2 separate regions of the Homo sapiens genome follow, and region 2 is linked to region 1. A link is an interaction called in ENCODE POLR2A ChIA-PET data of the cell type or tissue named here. Cell type or tissue: MCF 10A. All regions are shown on one strand. Links, peaks and the distances in the headings refer to the core of each region. The heading gives the core; the rest is flanking DNA. Region 1 overlaps LOC124905181 (a long non-coding RNA gene). Region 2 overlaps CASK (calcium/calmodulin dependent serine protein kinase).

Region 1 (8,346 bases), core at 321-8,320:
TGGACTCACATGGCCTTTTCTCTGTGCATGTACAATACTGGTGTCTCTTTGTCCTCTTATGAGGACTAGTCTGATTGGATTAGGGCTCCAACTTTATGACCTCATTTAACCTTAATTACCTCCCTAAAGGCCTTATGTACAAATACAGTCATATTGGGTGTTAGGGCTTCAACATATGAATTTTAGGGTACACAATTCAGGCCATAACAGTGCATTACAAACTTTACTTACAATGTCTCATTTATTTCTCTCAACAGTTGCATGAGGTAGGTGGGTGCTCTTATCATTCCCATTTTACATATGCAGAAACTGAGATTCGTTTTGGACAAGGTTACATTTGTGGTACCTTTGGTAGATTTCATGCTGAATCTCAGGTCTGATGAAACCCACAGCTCACTCCTTTAATCTTTTCTGTATATGGCCTCTCAAAGATTACCTAGCTATTTTAAAGGATTTACAGAAGTTAACTCTAATTCACTGGATAACTCTTTTTCTTTCATTGGTTATGAACAACTTAGCGACCTCTAGGACTATTTAGTCAGAAACCCTTGCTGCCCACATGATCTGCAAGGCCTATACTGCCTTAGGCTGATTGTGGAGGAGTCCTGGAAGACAGTGGAAGTCAATTCAATGTAAGGATGTTAACACTGGGGCTGTAGCTGTGTGCAGGATTCTGTGGTTCGATTTTGTAGCATTCTGGTAAAAGGACTATTTGACAAGCTTCCATGATTTTAAGTAAGAAGAAAAATGTGTGTGTGCGTTGTGAGGGAGTGAGGGTGGGTGGGTGAGTGTGTGTAAATGTGGCAGCAGGAAGGGTGGAAGGGGAATGAAAATGAAAAATAAATTAATATTTATGGAGCATCAATTATGTACTAGAAAATCTGCTTTGCTAAACTATAACATTTTGTTTCATCCTTGCTAGGCCTGCTTTTTTAATTAAAATTTTTATTGAGATAATTGTAGAGTCACATGCACTTGTAAGAAATAATAGAGAGACCCTGTATATTTATTTTGTGTTTGTGTGTGTGTATATATGCATGTGTTTGTGTTTAGTTCTATACAATTTTATTATACATGTAGGTTTATATCCACAACCACTGTTAAGACCCAGAAGAAATAGTTTCATCAAGGCAAGGACACCTTATGTTCTCCTTTTATAACATGCTTACCTCCTTTCCTGTCGCAAACCCCAGCAACCATTAATCTGTCCTCCATTTCTAAAATTTTATCATTTCAAAAATGTTTTATAACTGGAATCATACAGCATATAATATTTTGGAATTGACTTTTCTCGCTCAGAATAGGTCCCTGAAGAGTCATCCAAATTGCCGCATGTATCAATAATTCATTCTTTTTGTCAATAAGCAGTATTCCATGTATATACGTATCCCAGTTGGTTTAACCATTCTCTTTTTGATAGCTATCTAGGATGATTCCAGTCTGTGCCTATTACTATTAAAGCTGCTATTGACATTCATGCACAGGATTTTGTGTGGATATAAGTTTTCATTTCTCTGGAACAAATGCCTGAGAGTATAATTGCAGGATCCCTCTAGGTGAAGGAAGAGAGTTTGGGGCCCAGAGCGACAAAGAAACTTCTTGTATGGGGCCAATTGCTAGAGTTCCCTATTGCTGGTTCTTTTCACCCACTTCAGCATCTCTCGGTGGGGTGAGGGAGTCTAAGGCATGACTGAAATGGAGAGCACTTCTCCTGGCTGCTTATTGTTGGTAGGGCTCCTTGTTGATCTCCCTTGCGGGAGTTGCCAGGTCAGGGGTAGGGAAACTCCAAGTCTGAGTTGCCTTCTCTTCCATTGAGTGGGGGCACATGAGACACTGTGCTTCTGGGTTGTCCCTCCAGTGTTGTAGTCTCAGAGGGGTTCATCTTCGCATCACCTTTCAGATATCTCCTTTAGTTGTCTCTTTTATAATTTCAGGGGCTTAATGAGGAGAAGCAAGGCAAAAGGGGTCTATGGAGTCTTGCCTAGACAGGAAGTCTAAGTCTAAGTAAAGAGATAGGAAATTCAGGACAGAAAAAGTCTGAGCAATTGGCAATGGGTGTGTTCACTGTCCTTTATTGTCTAGTCAGAACAATGTTATAGAGCAGTGACCCTTACTGGTTTTAGCCTTTTGCATGTGACAGTTTTCCTAGTTTTCATATATCTAGATCACCATTCTCACACCTTTGATTATGGGGTGGACGTGGAGTGGGTAGGCAGACAATAGAAGGTTAATCTTCACACTGGGCATCTGTTTCAAAGCCAAGATTCATGCCCCTTTTATAATTTCTTTGAGAACAGAAATGATTGGGTATGATAAGACCCAACCATAACTCTATGGCCTTATTGAGGTGGATCAGTGGGCAGGTCATCCTTCCCTGTTCTTTAGAACCAACACTGAACATCAAGCTGGCACAAGCTTTGGACAAAAAAACCTGTCAGAGGCGTTGCAAGCATTACATGTTCCATTTGTTGCGAGAGCATGAAAGTTTACCTTTCTGAGAAAGGAGCACTCAGAATTTTGTTGGACTAATTTAATAAGTTACACAATTTTGTATGTCCGTCTTTTTCTTGAGAGACAGAAGACTAATAAATCTATGATAGAGGTCAGGGCACTTTCAGGTTCTATAGTAGAATTCGTGTAAGAATCTTGGGAACAATGATCGTAAGAGTATTATAAGGTAAGTATTATTTTCTCTATTTTACAGATGATGGAGCTCTATCTCAGCAAACATAAGTGATTTAACCTCTGGTTAATAAGGGACAAGAGAATCCACCTACTTTGAATCCTAGTGATGATTCAAAAGCCCATGCTGTTCCTTCAATTTAGTTAAACTTTTATTCAGTGTAATGTCTTGTGTTAAGATCCGAGGAAAAAATAAGGAGTCAGACATGGTCGCTACTTTCCAGGGAATCACAATCTAGTGGGTACCACGGACTCTTTGCTTTAACTTTATTCACACCCCATCCCCAGCCTTTCTTGTTTTGTCCATCCAATAGTAATTAAAGCTAACCCCTTTACCTATCATATGCTGGCCTTAGCTAAGAAATGTCCCATTGTAAATTTTCAAATTCTGTGATTTTTTTTCTGTTTCTTTCTTCAATTTTCCTTTAGGTGAAAGTTACATTGATACAGACACAAGCGAAAAATTTGATGGCCAATAGGGGACATGATCCATTTTCCAGTGTAAGGAATCTATTACTATCTTTTATATCTGATGTCTTAAAAACGATAGCAATGATTGTGTTTCCGTTAAAAAAATCGTTTTTACATGATTTCCTTAATAAGTGACATAAATAGCGCTTATTTAAATGGGAGCTTAATGGGAAGCTTTCATAACAGATTAAATATTTCAATGTTCAAAAATGTAAATTTTATCCATAATAAGAAAAAAGTATTTCTTACTTTTTGCATCATCACTCTCTTACCCTGCTATGGTAAATATTTTGTCTCTTTTAACTTCATTTAGATGTGGCAGCAGGGAGAGAAGGAAGACTCCAACTATAAAACTTTTATAGTCAAGGACATCTAGTTAGAATCTTAGCTCTGCCATTCACTTGCTATATGACCTTAGGCAAGTGACATAGCCTTGCCGAACATTAGTGTCTTTATTAAGAAAAGGCATGGGAGAAAATCAAGGTGTCAGCAGGACTCCCTCTGGAGGCTCTAGGGGAGAATTCATTCCTTTCCTCTTCTAGCTTCTGGTGGCTGCCAGCATTCCTTGGTGTTCTTTGGCTGGTGGCCACATCATTCTAATCTCTGCCTCTGTCATCACATTGCCTTCTTTTGTAATCTCCTTCTGCGGGTCTCTTATAAAGACATTAACACGGGCCGGGCATGGTGGCTCACGCCTGTAATCCCAGCACTTTCGGAGGCTGAGGCAGGCAAATCACCTGAGGTCGGGTGTTCGAGACCAGCCTGACCAACATGGAGAAACCCCATCTCTACTAAAAGTACAAAATTATCTGGGCGTGGTGGTGCATGCCTGTAATCCCAGATACTTGGGAGGCTGAGGCAGGAGAATTGCTTGAACCCGGGAGGTGGAAGTTGTGGTGAGCCGAGATCACGCCATTGCACTCCAGCCTGGGCAACAAAAGCGAAACTCCATCTCAAAAAAAAAAAAAAAAAGACACTAAAATTGTATTTATGGTTCACCTGGATAATCGAAGATAATCTCCTTATCTCAAAAGCCTTAACTACAACTTCAAGACCTTTTTGCTTATAAGGTAACATTTACCTGTTCCAGGGATTAAGACTTGATATCTTCAAGTGGCCATTATTCAGCCTACTACAGGATCCATTTAGGTAAAGCTTAGTGGGGTATGTCTATGTATTTTCACAGTCATTTTCTTGTGCAGTTGTTACTAGCCATCCTGATAGAATAATATAATCCTACTTCCCATGATGCTAATTTATCTCTCACTGTAACATGAAGGTTAAGGATCATATTGTGATATGAACTTGTCCTTTGGAACTTGGAAGCATGAGTATAAAGGTAGGTAGTGGAGGACAAGCAAATATAGGCAGCCAGAAACTGATCTGTGAAAAATAATTATAAATATCACAGTGTATCTATGAAAGAAATTCGATAGAGATTTTTGTAAATTTGGCAATCCTAATAATGCACCTGTCATTGTCAATAACAGGTTGTAAAGTGGAAAGAAACTTCCTAAACTATGGATTTTTAACAAATTTCCATCATTTGCGCTAGAAAAAAGGCTGAATTATCTTTCTGTTTTCCGTATAGAAAATATTATAAAAGATTAAGGAATATGCAGTCAAAATGTAGAAAATAATGTACAATACAGGTGTATCAGGCAGTTAATTCATCAAAAATATTAGTTAATTTTTAGAAATGTTCATGGTATCTGCCAGGTTTTAAAGATTTTGTAATTTGTTGTGTTTTCTCATTCTAAATAAAAATTAACTTTTGCAGTTGATTTTGTATGTATCTTCTAAAATGGCTCCCCAGAATTGTTCAAATTTTAGGTACAATAAAACCTAGAAGAGCTCAGGCCCTCTCCCGAATGCTCTGTGGTTCAGGCATGCTCTCTTGGGAGTGAGTGAAAGGACAGTTTCTCATATGCATAAAGGGGAGCTGCCTCAGGAGACAGAGCTCTTCAACAATGACAAGAAGTCAGTTTTATTTACAACTCGGCAAAGCTGGCAACACAGAGCAGTTGCTCTCCAGCTACTTGTCTGGGGTATCTTCCTGAACTTGGTGCTTCTCCCAAGTGTGGCCAAAAAACCAAATACTTATGGTGATTTGTTGAATGAGGGATGTGCAGTGCATTCATCCATTCTTTGCACATGCTCATCTCTTTCCCTGGACCAAGGTAGACCATCAGAGATGTGTGTGGATGTCCTTGGCAAATTGCTCTTCCTGGGTTATATTTATATGGTGGCACCAAGGGGAGTGTAAGAAACTTCCCTTTGAACCTGTTTCTGTATTTACTGTAGGGATGCTGTTGAGGAAGTTGTCCATTATATTCCTGTTTATGAGAATCCAGGGGAGACATTTCTCTCTGGCTCTTTTGAGTATCAAGTCTGATTTTTATTGTATGGATGTTGTAAGACATGTGCCTGGTTTTGTCTCTCACATCTCACATCTCTAGTGAAACAATGAGGACTTAGAACACGCATTTGGGGTATCAATATAACCCCTGGCTCTATCTCAACTACTTTTATTTTCTCCTTTACCCTGCTTTTCTTCTTTGCTTCTTATTAGTTTTTATCTTATATAATTAAATGTATTTATGTAAGCCACCCTAAAATCAGTATGCAACAATGTGGCCAGAAATAAATAATCATTTAAAAACCATGTTAAGTGATTAAAAAAACAATAAAACATCTAAAGCACATTTCCCCTCAAGGCATTATTAATTACCTGATATTTCTGCACAGGCCTTTTGCGAACAGGTCAGAACCATATTTAGTGAAAAAGGATCCAGGTTTTATTAATGAAACTTTAGATATTTTCAGCAGAAAAGAAAAAAATATTTTTTTCCCCATTCACTTTTTTCTTTTCCCCTTTGCATTATATTGTTCATTTAAGGGTACAGAGGTTCTCTGAAGCCCCCAGTTCTTTTTTATTTAAGTAGATTTAGTCAAATTACACATAACAAAGACGACAAAGGCCTTTCTAATCTTCAGTGCTTTCTGCTCCTGGGAAAACTCAGGCCTTGTGTTCTTGTTTCCCTTTCCTGAGTCAGCGCTTGGCTAGTCCAAGGCTATGGGGCTCCAGGTCAGACAGTTAGAAATAAGCATAGAGAGATAGAAAAAACAACAGCCCATAGTTTAAATTTGAAAAGGAGCCTTGCTCTTTAGGTGGCAGCATAACTTTGTTGTTAACACAATTCTGGAGAGAAGGACTAGGGCTATGGGATGTCAAGAACATGAAAAACATGGTGTTTCTTTAACCCCACTTAAATTAATTGTGATGCTAAACTACAGAGTGGGATAATACCCCTCTGGCTGAAGAGATACCGAAAATATATAGGTAAGATTATAAAGTACTAAGGTTATTTTATGTACCTGAGTCTGAATCCCTGTTTCTTATTCTCCAAGGAAAAGTTTTCTAGTCTTTTGCTGATAGTGACATAAGCTTTATAAGTCTTTTAATTCTGATAGTCTTATTTTTTTTTCCATGTTTGTTTTTAGCCCTGGTGAAAATAGTCTCTAGTTAATGGTTAATATAGTTTTTAGATTACTTCCAACTAAGATATAATTTGATTATTTTTTTCCTTTGTAGGACAGGAAAAGGTGCAGTAACCTTTCTTACCCATCATAAAAATCACAGCCAACACTCTTGTAACAAAAGATAGGTTAACAAGAGAAAAGCATAACAAATGTATTTAATCAAAATTTTACATAACAAGGAAGCCTTCAGAAATGAAGACACAAAGACTCAGGGAAAATTGTCTACTTTTATTCTTAGTTTTCATGAAGAATGGACAACCATGTAGAAATATGATTCCACACAAAAAATGTATGATCTAATGGCAATAGACGGAGTGGGAAACCCATTAAGTCCTGCTTGTTTGGCTTCTCCTTGACCTCTGTGTAGCATTCCTTTCTCCCAGGTATGGGGCAGGACCCCTCTGGAATAAGGATCTTATGACCTGCTATCAGACAAGGTAGGTCAGAGAATTTCTTTATGGCCAGCTCCTACTGTTGTGCCAGACCTACTGACTCCAATAGGGATAGCACCATGTCCTAGAAGCGGAAGAAGAGAGGAGACCCGGAACCAGCAGATGACACATAGGGTTTACTGAGGACTTACATATGGGGCAGTACAGTGGTGGTGGGCTGGACTGAAAACCTGCTACCACCCTCCACCTAACAACCTCCATATAACCCAAAACAAAGGACCTTAATCCCCTATATGGCCTGCATTCCAAGGCATGGGCCAGGGGGTCATATGTCCTTCATAGACAAGGAGCGAATCTCTAGGTTTGCCACTCCTGGATTTCTTAGCTCAGAACTCCAAACACACATTCTTCTTAGACTTGAGGGTCTTTCTCAGGGTATGCTTAAGTTATTGCTGTCAGATGCATCTGCTATACACCTACACAGAAAGGTGGGGGATAGAGTGGCTTTGCTTCTGAGGCATTCCAATCTCCTTTAGTTCAAAGTACTCAGCACACTAAAGTGCCATAATTTGGCATGTCATTTTCTGAGCCCTGACACCTTCATTACTGTTATTGCCAAAATTTCTTGCCTCATCAACATGGCCAATTTTTAATTACATAGCTACATTAGATTCACCTTGTAATTTATTTTTGACCTGGTGGCCATCTGATTTAGAGTTTAGGTAGTAATATTTTATTTCAGGATTTATGAATCAGTTTTCTATTTGTCATCTCCCTGACTGTCGAAGTTCTTATGACCTTGACATGGCATTATTTTATGTACTTCCCCAGGCTGAAACTCCATCTTATACACCATTCTCCACTTTATGATTTCCTGTCTGTTTCTATATCCTGTCTACTGGCCATTCACAGGAACACTTCAAATCAATGTTCGCTTTGTGGACCTATGCAAATTACCATCCCATTTTCTTGACAATCTCTGCTCATGCAGCACCCATTCATGATGGTTTCTTGTCTGCCTTTTCCTGGGCTGCCTTAGAGCTTTTCCAAGTTCACATCCTATATTAAATAAAAGGAATATAAAATTAAAATCCCAATACAAATCATCCAAACTAAACATCTACCAATGAACTTGCAGGACTGTTTTACTTAGAGTATCATTTCTGCTTCAGGATCGCTCCATCTTTGATTCATTAAATGTGTTTAAGCAATAATTGCTACATTAGAATCTTTTCCTTTTGGTTGCTCTGTTGTAAGG
Region 2 (8,346 bases), core at 177-8,176, 900 kb before region 1:
CCAAGGTAATTTATAGATTCAATGCCATCCCCATCAAGCTACCAATGACTTTCTTCACAGAATTAGAAAAAACTACTTTAAAGTTCATATGGAACCAAAAAAGAGCCCGCATTGCCAAGTCAATCCTAAGCCAAAAGAACAAAGCTGGAGGCATCACGCTACCCAACTTCAAACTATACTACAAGGCTACAGTAACCAAAACAGCATGGTACTGGTACCAAAACAGAGATATAGATCAATGGAACAGAACAGAGCCCTCAGAAATAATGCCGCATATCTACAACTATCTGATCTTTGACAAACCTGAGAAAAACAAGCAATGGGGAAAGGATTCCCTATTTAATAAATGGTGCTGGGAAAACTGGCTAGCCATATATAGAAAGCTGAAACTGGATCCCTTCCTTACACCTTACACAAAAATTAATTCAAGATGGGTTAAAGACTTAAACATTAGACTTAAAACCATAAAAACCCTAGAAGAAAACCTAGGCATTACCATTCAGGACAAGGCATGGGCAAGGACTTCATGTCTAAAACACCAAAAGCAATGGCAACCAAAGCCAAAATTGACAAATGGGATCTAATTAAACTAAAGAGCTTCTGCACAGCAAAAGAAACTACCATCAGAGTGAACAGGCAACCTACAACATGGGAGAAAATTTTCGCAACCTACTCATCTGACAAAGGGCTAATATCCAGAATCTACAATGAACTCAAACAAATTTACAAGAAAAAAACAAACAACCCCATCAAAAAGTGGGCAAAGGACATGAACAGACACTTCTCAAAAGAAGACATTTATGCAGCCAAAAGACACATTAAAAACTGCTCACCATCACTGGCCATCCGAGAAATGCAAATCAAAACCACAATGAGATACCATCCCACACCAGTTAGAATGGCAATCATTAAAAAGTCAGGAAACAACAGGTGCTGGAGAGGATGTGGAGAAATAGGAACACTTTTACACTGTTGGTAGGACTGTAAACTAGTTCAACCATTGTGGAAGTCAGTGTGGTGATTCCTCAGGGATCTAGAACTAGAAATACCATTTGACCCAGCCATCCCATTACTGGGTATATACCCAAAGGACTATAAATCATGCTGCTATAAAGACACATGCACACGTATGTTTACTGCGGCACTATTCCCAATAGCAAAGACTCGGAACCAACCCAAATGTCCAACAATGATAGACTGGATTAAGAAAATGTGGCACATATACACCATGGAATACTATGCAGCCATAAAAAATGATGAGTTCATGTCCTTTGTAGGGATATGGATGAAACTGGAAATCATCATTCTCAGTAAACTATCGCAAGGATAAAAAACCAAACACCGCATGTTCTCACTCACAGGTGGGAATTGAGCAATGAGAACACATGGACACAGGAAGGGGAACATCACACTCTGGGGACTGTTGTGGGGTGGGGGGAGGGGGGAGGGATAGCACTGGGAGATACACCTAATGCTAGATGACAAGTTAGTGGGTGCAGCGCACCAGCATGGCACACGTATACATATGTAACTAACCTGCACATTGTGCACATGTACCCTAAAACTTAAGGTATAATAATAATAAATAAAATTAAAATAAAAACAAAACAACAAAAAAGTATAGTATATACATAAACCAGTAACAGAGTTATTTATTATCATTATCAAGTATTGTGTGCTGTATATAATTGTATGTGTTATACTTTTATATGACTGCTAGCACAGGCTTGTTTATAGCAGCATCACCACAAACGTGAGTGATGTGTTGAGCTATTATGTTATGACAGCTATGATACCACTAGTCGATAGGAATTTTTCAGCTCCATTATACTCTTATGAGAGCACCCATGTATATGCAGTCTGTTGTTGACTGAAATATCATTATAGGATGCATGACTGCATATGCAGAAAAAAGACATTTGATAAAATTCATGATCCATTCATGCTTAGCAAACTCTAAGATCAGAAATAAGCAGAGATAACTGCCATCACCACTGCCCTGAATGTTTTATCCATTGTAATAAAGGCAAGAAAAGATGTAAAAAAGTTGGAAAGGGCAAATCAAATCCTCCTTATACACAGATGATATGATTATGTATGGAGAAAATCCAAATGATTCTACAGATTAATTGTTGGAATTAATGAAGCCTGATGAATAGGAACACAAAGTTAGTACAAGGAAAGGGAAAGAGAAGGGAGAATGAGAGAAACTGACTTACCCTAAAAACAAAATACCTAAGAATAAATCTGACAATACATAAATCTAATACAGATGTACACAACCTCTACAGAGGAACATATAAAACTTTATTGCAAGAAATCAAAGAGCTAAATAAATGGGAAGATAGACACTATGTTCACGAATTGGATGATTCAACACTGTAAACATGTCAATTATTCTCAAATTGCTATCAAGATTTGATATAGTAATTCAAGACAAAAATCTCAATAGTTTTTTTGTTTTGGTGGAAATTGACAACCTCATTCTAAAATGTATATGAGAAATGCAGACAAGTACATCCCTTAAAACATGGCTGAAGAACAACGTGGAAGGATCTGCTCTACAAAATAGTGAAATCTGGGAATCACCCAAATACTCATTAGCATTAAAATGAATAAATAGTGCGAGTTTGTTCACTGCAATACTACATAGCAATAAAATAAAGGAACAGCTGCACAAAGCAACCAGATGAATCTCAGAGACCAAAAATAGAGTATATACTGTAGGATTCCATTCAAATAAAGATTTTAGGCCAGGCGTGGTGGCTCATGCCCGTAATCCCAGCACTTTAGGAGGCAGAGGCAGGCGGATCACTTGAGGTCAGGAGTTTGAGACCAGCCTAGCCAACATGGTGAAACCCTGTCTCTACTAAAAATACAAAAATCAGCCGGGCGTGGTGGTGCATGCCTGTAGTCCCAGCTACTCGGGAGGCTGAGGCACGAGAATTGCTTGAATCCAGGGGGCGGAGGTTGCAGTGAGCTGATACAGCATTGCACTCCAGCCTGGGCGACAGAGCGAGACATCGTCTCAAAAAAAAAAAAAAAAAATAGATTTTAGCAGACGACAGTGAACTTTATTATTTGAGAATTCTGAGAATTCCTATTTTGATGCTAGGGATATAAAAAGCACAGAAGTGAAGTCCAGATTAGTTATTTCTGAGAGAAGAAGGGGATTATCATGAGAAAGGGGAATTCAGGGGCTGTTGAGGTACTGGCAGTTTTAAAATTTCTTGACTTGGGTTATAGTTACATGGTTGTTCACTTCTACAATAATTCTTTAAGTTGTATATTTATGTGAATGTATTTTTCAAAATGTGAGGCATTGTACTGAGAAAAAGGTTAAATCTAAGTATGATGTATGTATTTGTATGTATTCATATACTCTTTTACCCAGTTATTCTACTTTCAGAAATGTATTCTGAGGAAACAAAGCAATCAAGGGGCGTGAACAAGTAATTATGTACAAGATATTAATTATAAATTATTTCTAATAGGGAAAAACAATGTTAATGTTGAACTATAGGGAATTTATTAAACATGGCACATGCACACATTTAGATGTCTTAATGAAGTCATTAAAATATTGTATCCAAAAAATATTTAATGGTATAGCAAAATGCTTCCAATAGAAGGAAATGGTCCAAAATGTTTGTGAATGACATTTATTTCTGTTACAATTTTTATAACAAAATTAAGACATTATTTTTTGTCAAAATTTTCTGTAATTTCTAAATTTTTACAAGTTATGTATATGGCAAAGGTTGTACACTAAGAATTTTTTTTTTTTTCAAGACTGAGTCTCGCTCTTGTTGCCCAGGCTGGAGTGCAGTGGTGTGATCTCGGCTCACTGCAACCTCTGCCTCCCAGGTTCAAGTGATTCTCCTGCCTCAGCCTCCCGAGTAGCTAGGATTACAGGCGCCCGCCACCACGCCTGGCTAATTTTTGTATTTTTAGTAGTGATAGGGTTTCACCATGTTGGCCAGGTTAGTCTCAAACTTCTGACCTCAAGTGATCCGCCCGCCTTGGCCTCCCAAAGTGCTGGGATTACAGGTGTGAGCCACCGTGCCTGGCCAATAACTTTTATTTTTAAATGAACAAACTATACTTCTTTTAAATAACAGAAAATTAACTGAATTTTCTTCAGATTTTATATGTACACAAATTTATTCAAAATTATTTTAGTGGCTTGAAGATTAGTTGTCATAGACGAAAAGTTATCGGAGTGACAATTTCAAATGTATTTCTAAGACAGTAGCATCTGAATAGTTTATTTTCTCATATAGCATTCAAAGTTTAAAATCTGTTCTATACTGTAACATCCCAATCCAGGATTTGTTTTATACAAAAATCTGACCACCTAAATGTTTTTTAACAGATATAAAAATGATACTGTATTTACAGTTAAAAAGAAAAAAAAAAAAACCCCAAACTCCAAACCCTGTCATTATCTTTACAGTCAATTATATTTTGTTTGCAGATCCAGGAGTTTATATCAACTCTTTTAAAACCCTTCTTCTATTTATCTCTATTTTAGTTTGTGCAGAAGAGTTAATATAGCAGGCCTAAACTACTATCTCATAAAAGGCTTGAAAGGCCTACTAAGGTTGGCCCTTGAGAGGTTTATCTGGGAACTTGGATTTCAGGACGGTCCTCTACATTCCTGACTGAAAAGACTGACTCACTGTGTCTAAACTGTTTGTGCTAACAATGTGATTTAGGCTGAACACCTGCTTTCTTTCTGGGAGTCTGGAATTTGGTTAAGTGCCAAGTGGAAGATGCCTATGTGACCAGCCCCCAATAAAAACCCAGGGCAGAGTCTCTAATAAGCTTCCCTGGTTGGCACCATTTCACATGTGTTGTCACAACTCATTGCTGGGGAGACCCTTGAAAGCTTGTGCCTGGTTTCCCCTGGACTTCAGCTAATGTATCTTTTCCTTTTGCTGATTTCTCTTTATATCCTTTAGCTATAATAAATCATAGCTGTGAATATGACTATATGCTGAGTCCTTTGAGTTTTCTTAGTGAATCATCAAGCCTGGGGGTGGTCTTGGGGATCCCTGACACACAGTTTGCAAAACTAAAATCAACTAAACATTTTGATACTGTGAGTCAAAAGAGATGTTTACTTTGCTGAAAGAACAAATAGCAATTTATATCATCACACATAAAAAGAAAAAATCAAAATAGATTATATAAGACTAGCTATGAAAATATGAGCAAATCTTCAAATAGATTAAAATGCTACAGTACAGATATTTATTGCTTGGTATGAGACAAACATATTTTCCCTTAAGCAGCAAGTTTGCTGGTAAGTAGTAATCAGTTCCACTCTATCAGTATAAATAAATTTCACAAACACTCCCTTCCCCAGGCATAAATACTAGACCAAAAAAAAATAATAATAAAAAAAGAGCTTTCAGTTTATCGCCTTTGTGAGCTACAAAAACACAAACTGCTAATATTATTTTAAAATATACAAAAAAATTAAAGATATAAAAGGTAAAAATATTAAAGATAAAAAATTTAAAAGATACAAAAAAATTATTTTAAAAGATACACATCATGTCGGATGTGTTTTAAATCAATATTTAATTATTGTAAAAGTCTCCCCGTGGTATATGTAATCGCTCTGTAATAAGGTAATTAAAATTCCTTGGCCAGCCAATTTAGGATTTACAGCTTAACTCAAGTACCAGATACTACTAAAGACAAGCCCAAATGTGTCACTTAGAAATAAATATTTAACTTGTGGGGATAACCCAACTCAGCCTGTCTTCAAAACTGAACCTGTATTTAAAATATGTTTCAGCAAATTGCTACAGACAGGTTCAAATTTAAGTGTAATCCCAAAGTAATGGATGTGCAAATATATGCAGATGTCTACAAAACTACTGTGTGTGTTGGGACAATGATGATATAGCCTTTATGTTGTATTACCCCCATTTTAAAGGTCAATCATCTCTTGACCTGCCCGGTCAGAACTCACATCTGCAAAAGTGAATGTCTAGAGGTGGGACCTGGGTACCTGCTTGTTTAACAAGTTTTATACCGGATTTTCTAACCTAAAATTTGAAATTTACTAATCTAATCTTTTCCATATCTAAAATTCTGGTTTTGTGAGTCTCTGTTTTTAAGCATGCTTTAAACTTATAAACCATTTGTGATTAAGTAGATATCAACTATTATTATTATTATTATTTTATTTTTAGAGACAGAGTCTTGCTCTGTAACCCAGGCTGGAGTGCAGTGGTGCTATCTTGGCTCACTGCAACCTCTGCTTTCTGGGTTCAAGTGATTCTCCTGCCTCAGCCTCCCGAGTAGCTGGGATTACAGGTGTGTGCCACCACACCCGGCTAATTTTTGTATTTTTAGTAGAGACGGGGTTTTGCCATGTTGGCCAGGCTGGTCTCAAACTCCTGACCTCAAGTGATCCACCTACCTTAGCCTCCCAAACTGCTGGGATTACAGGTGTAAGCCACCAAGTCCGGCTTATTATTTTTGAGACAGGGTCTCACTTTGTTGCCCACACTGGAGTACAGTGGCATGATCTTGGTTCACTGCAATTTCTGCCTCTGTGGCTCAAGTAATTCTCCCACCTCAGCCTCCCAAGTAGCTGGGACTACAGGTGTGTGCCACCATGCTTGGCTAATTTTTAAAATTTTTTCGTAGAGATGAGGTCTCACTCTATTGCCCAGGCTGGTCTCAAACCCCTAGGTGATCCTCCTGCCTTGGCCTCCCAAACTGCTGGGATTATAGGCGTAAGCCACTGAGCCCAGCCATCAACTAGTTCTAAGGATTTTCTAACATGATAAACAACATTCTCGGGCCATATAATTTCATGACTTCAGTTTAGGAAGAAAAAAAGGAGTGTTGGTTATACATAGTCTGTGGCAAAGACAGATATGGACACCATATTAAGAAACTCACTCATGATCCAAATATGCTGTTTTGTCTAGCCTTTTCTCCACCAAAATGATAAATGCTGCTTCTAAGTAGCCAACAAACAACAAAACTAACTGACCTAATTTTATTTTATTTTTTTGCCTTTCATTGTCTACACTGTATGGGTGTCATGTTACAAAAACTGTAAAAAGGATCCAGATAACCCATAACCTGAGCAATGAGCCCCTAAATACCAGGGGTAATTACATCTGTTGCCAGAAACATGAGGGCAATTCTGGAGTAGCTTAGTCTACGTAGCAGCTATAGAAGCAATCTCTCACCTAGCCAGTAGGTGGAACTATACACAAGTGCATTGGCTTTGTTTTTTGCTCCACATGACTTTAAATCTTAGAGTAATCGATATTTTTGGTTTGTTTGAAACCCAGGAGATAAGGAGGATGCAAAAAACTGTGCAAGGCCAATTGTTGAGGTGAATTTACAAAACAATGATACAAAAGAACAATTTTCTATTTCTAGTTTGCTTCTGGCCCTTTTGAGAAATAACTAAGTTATTTTAACTGAATTTATAATCTACTTTCAGGTCCCTAGAGCTAATAAAACAATTCTAAATTCAGAAATCTGTCAGTTAAAATTCATGTTCAATCAGGGAAAACTGAGTATCAACTGATCATGACATGATATTAAGGAATTATTGTTGATTTTGTTAGGTATAATAATAATATGATCATTTAAAAAATCCTTATCTGTTAGAAATACAAACAAGAGTATTTATAGGTGAAATTATAGTGCTTTAGAAATCTCCAGGGGAGAAAAAGACATCAGGAGGAACAGAATAGGAATGGCAAAATGTTTTGATAACTATTGAAGCTTGGTGACCAGTATGCTGGGGTTTATTATACTATTCTCTCTTTTCATTTGAAATTTTCCACAATTACACTGTTAAAAAAGAAAACAAAACAAAAGAAAACATAAGGCCATGTTCTAGTGATTTGGGTTAACACTGGGATCAGGTCACTGGAAAATATCCAATTTAACCAGGTCTCATCTCGATATACAGCCAACCATGAATTATTTCCATCACAACATACAAAATTAGTTACATAAAATCCCACACAGACTACTTCAACAATGAGGGACTAAAACTATCCTGTTAAAGCCACTGGAAATAATACTTTATAGTTAAAAAGCACTTCACCACTTACAAAGGGAAGTCACATACAGTTTCTCATCTAGTTCTCATAATCTTAGGAAGATTCTGAAGGTAAGCAAACTGAGGCTCAGGGAACTTATAAAACTTGGCCAACCTCACATAATTAGTAAAAGTGACAGAGCTGGGATGTTAACCCAGGTTTTATGAAACCAAAGATCCTTTTTTCTCTACTACACTGTCACTAAGTCCCCTTTGATACAATTAGCATACATGGTGAAATTTAGGTGAATTTT

The links. ChIA-PET counts read pairs that join two places held together with the same protein. Peaks named below come from ENCODE experiments on the same cell type or tissue, not always from the same donor. Only the 100,000 strongest peaks of a DNase experiment are listed, where the experiment ranks them.
Region 2: POLR2A ChIA-PET joins it to region 1 with 5 read pairs; 1 of 35 experiments calls an interaction of 5 or more read pairs at or near these places.

Annotation. Positions count from the first base shown.
Region 1 is chrX:42,674,645-42,682,990 of GRCh38, forward strand. It overlaps LOC124905181 (a long non-coding RNA gene), which reads right to left. Exons shown (of 2, transcript XR_007068221.1): 2 at 6,905-8,147. Among named protein-coding and RNA genes, the nearest start is that of PPP1R2C, 99 kb to the right of the region's middle. In MCF 10A, for the core only: a CTCF peak has its summit at 3,673 (motif pointing left); a DNase peak (open chromatin) is centred at 3,707.
Region 2 is chrX:41,774,459-41,782,804 of GRCh38, forward strand. All of the region lies in intron 3 of CASK (calcium/calmodulin dependent serine protein kinase), which reads right to left. Among named protein-coding and RNA genes, the nearest start is that of GPR82, 54 kb to the left of the region's middle. In MCF 10A, for the core only: a CTCF peak has its summit at 7,233 (motif pointing right); a DNase peak (open chromatin) is centred at 4,753.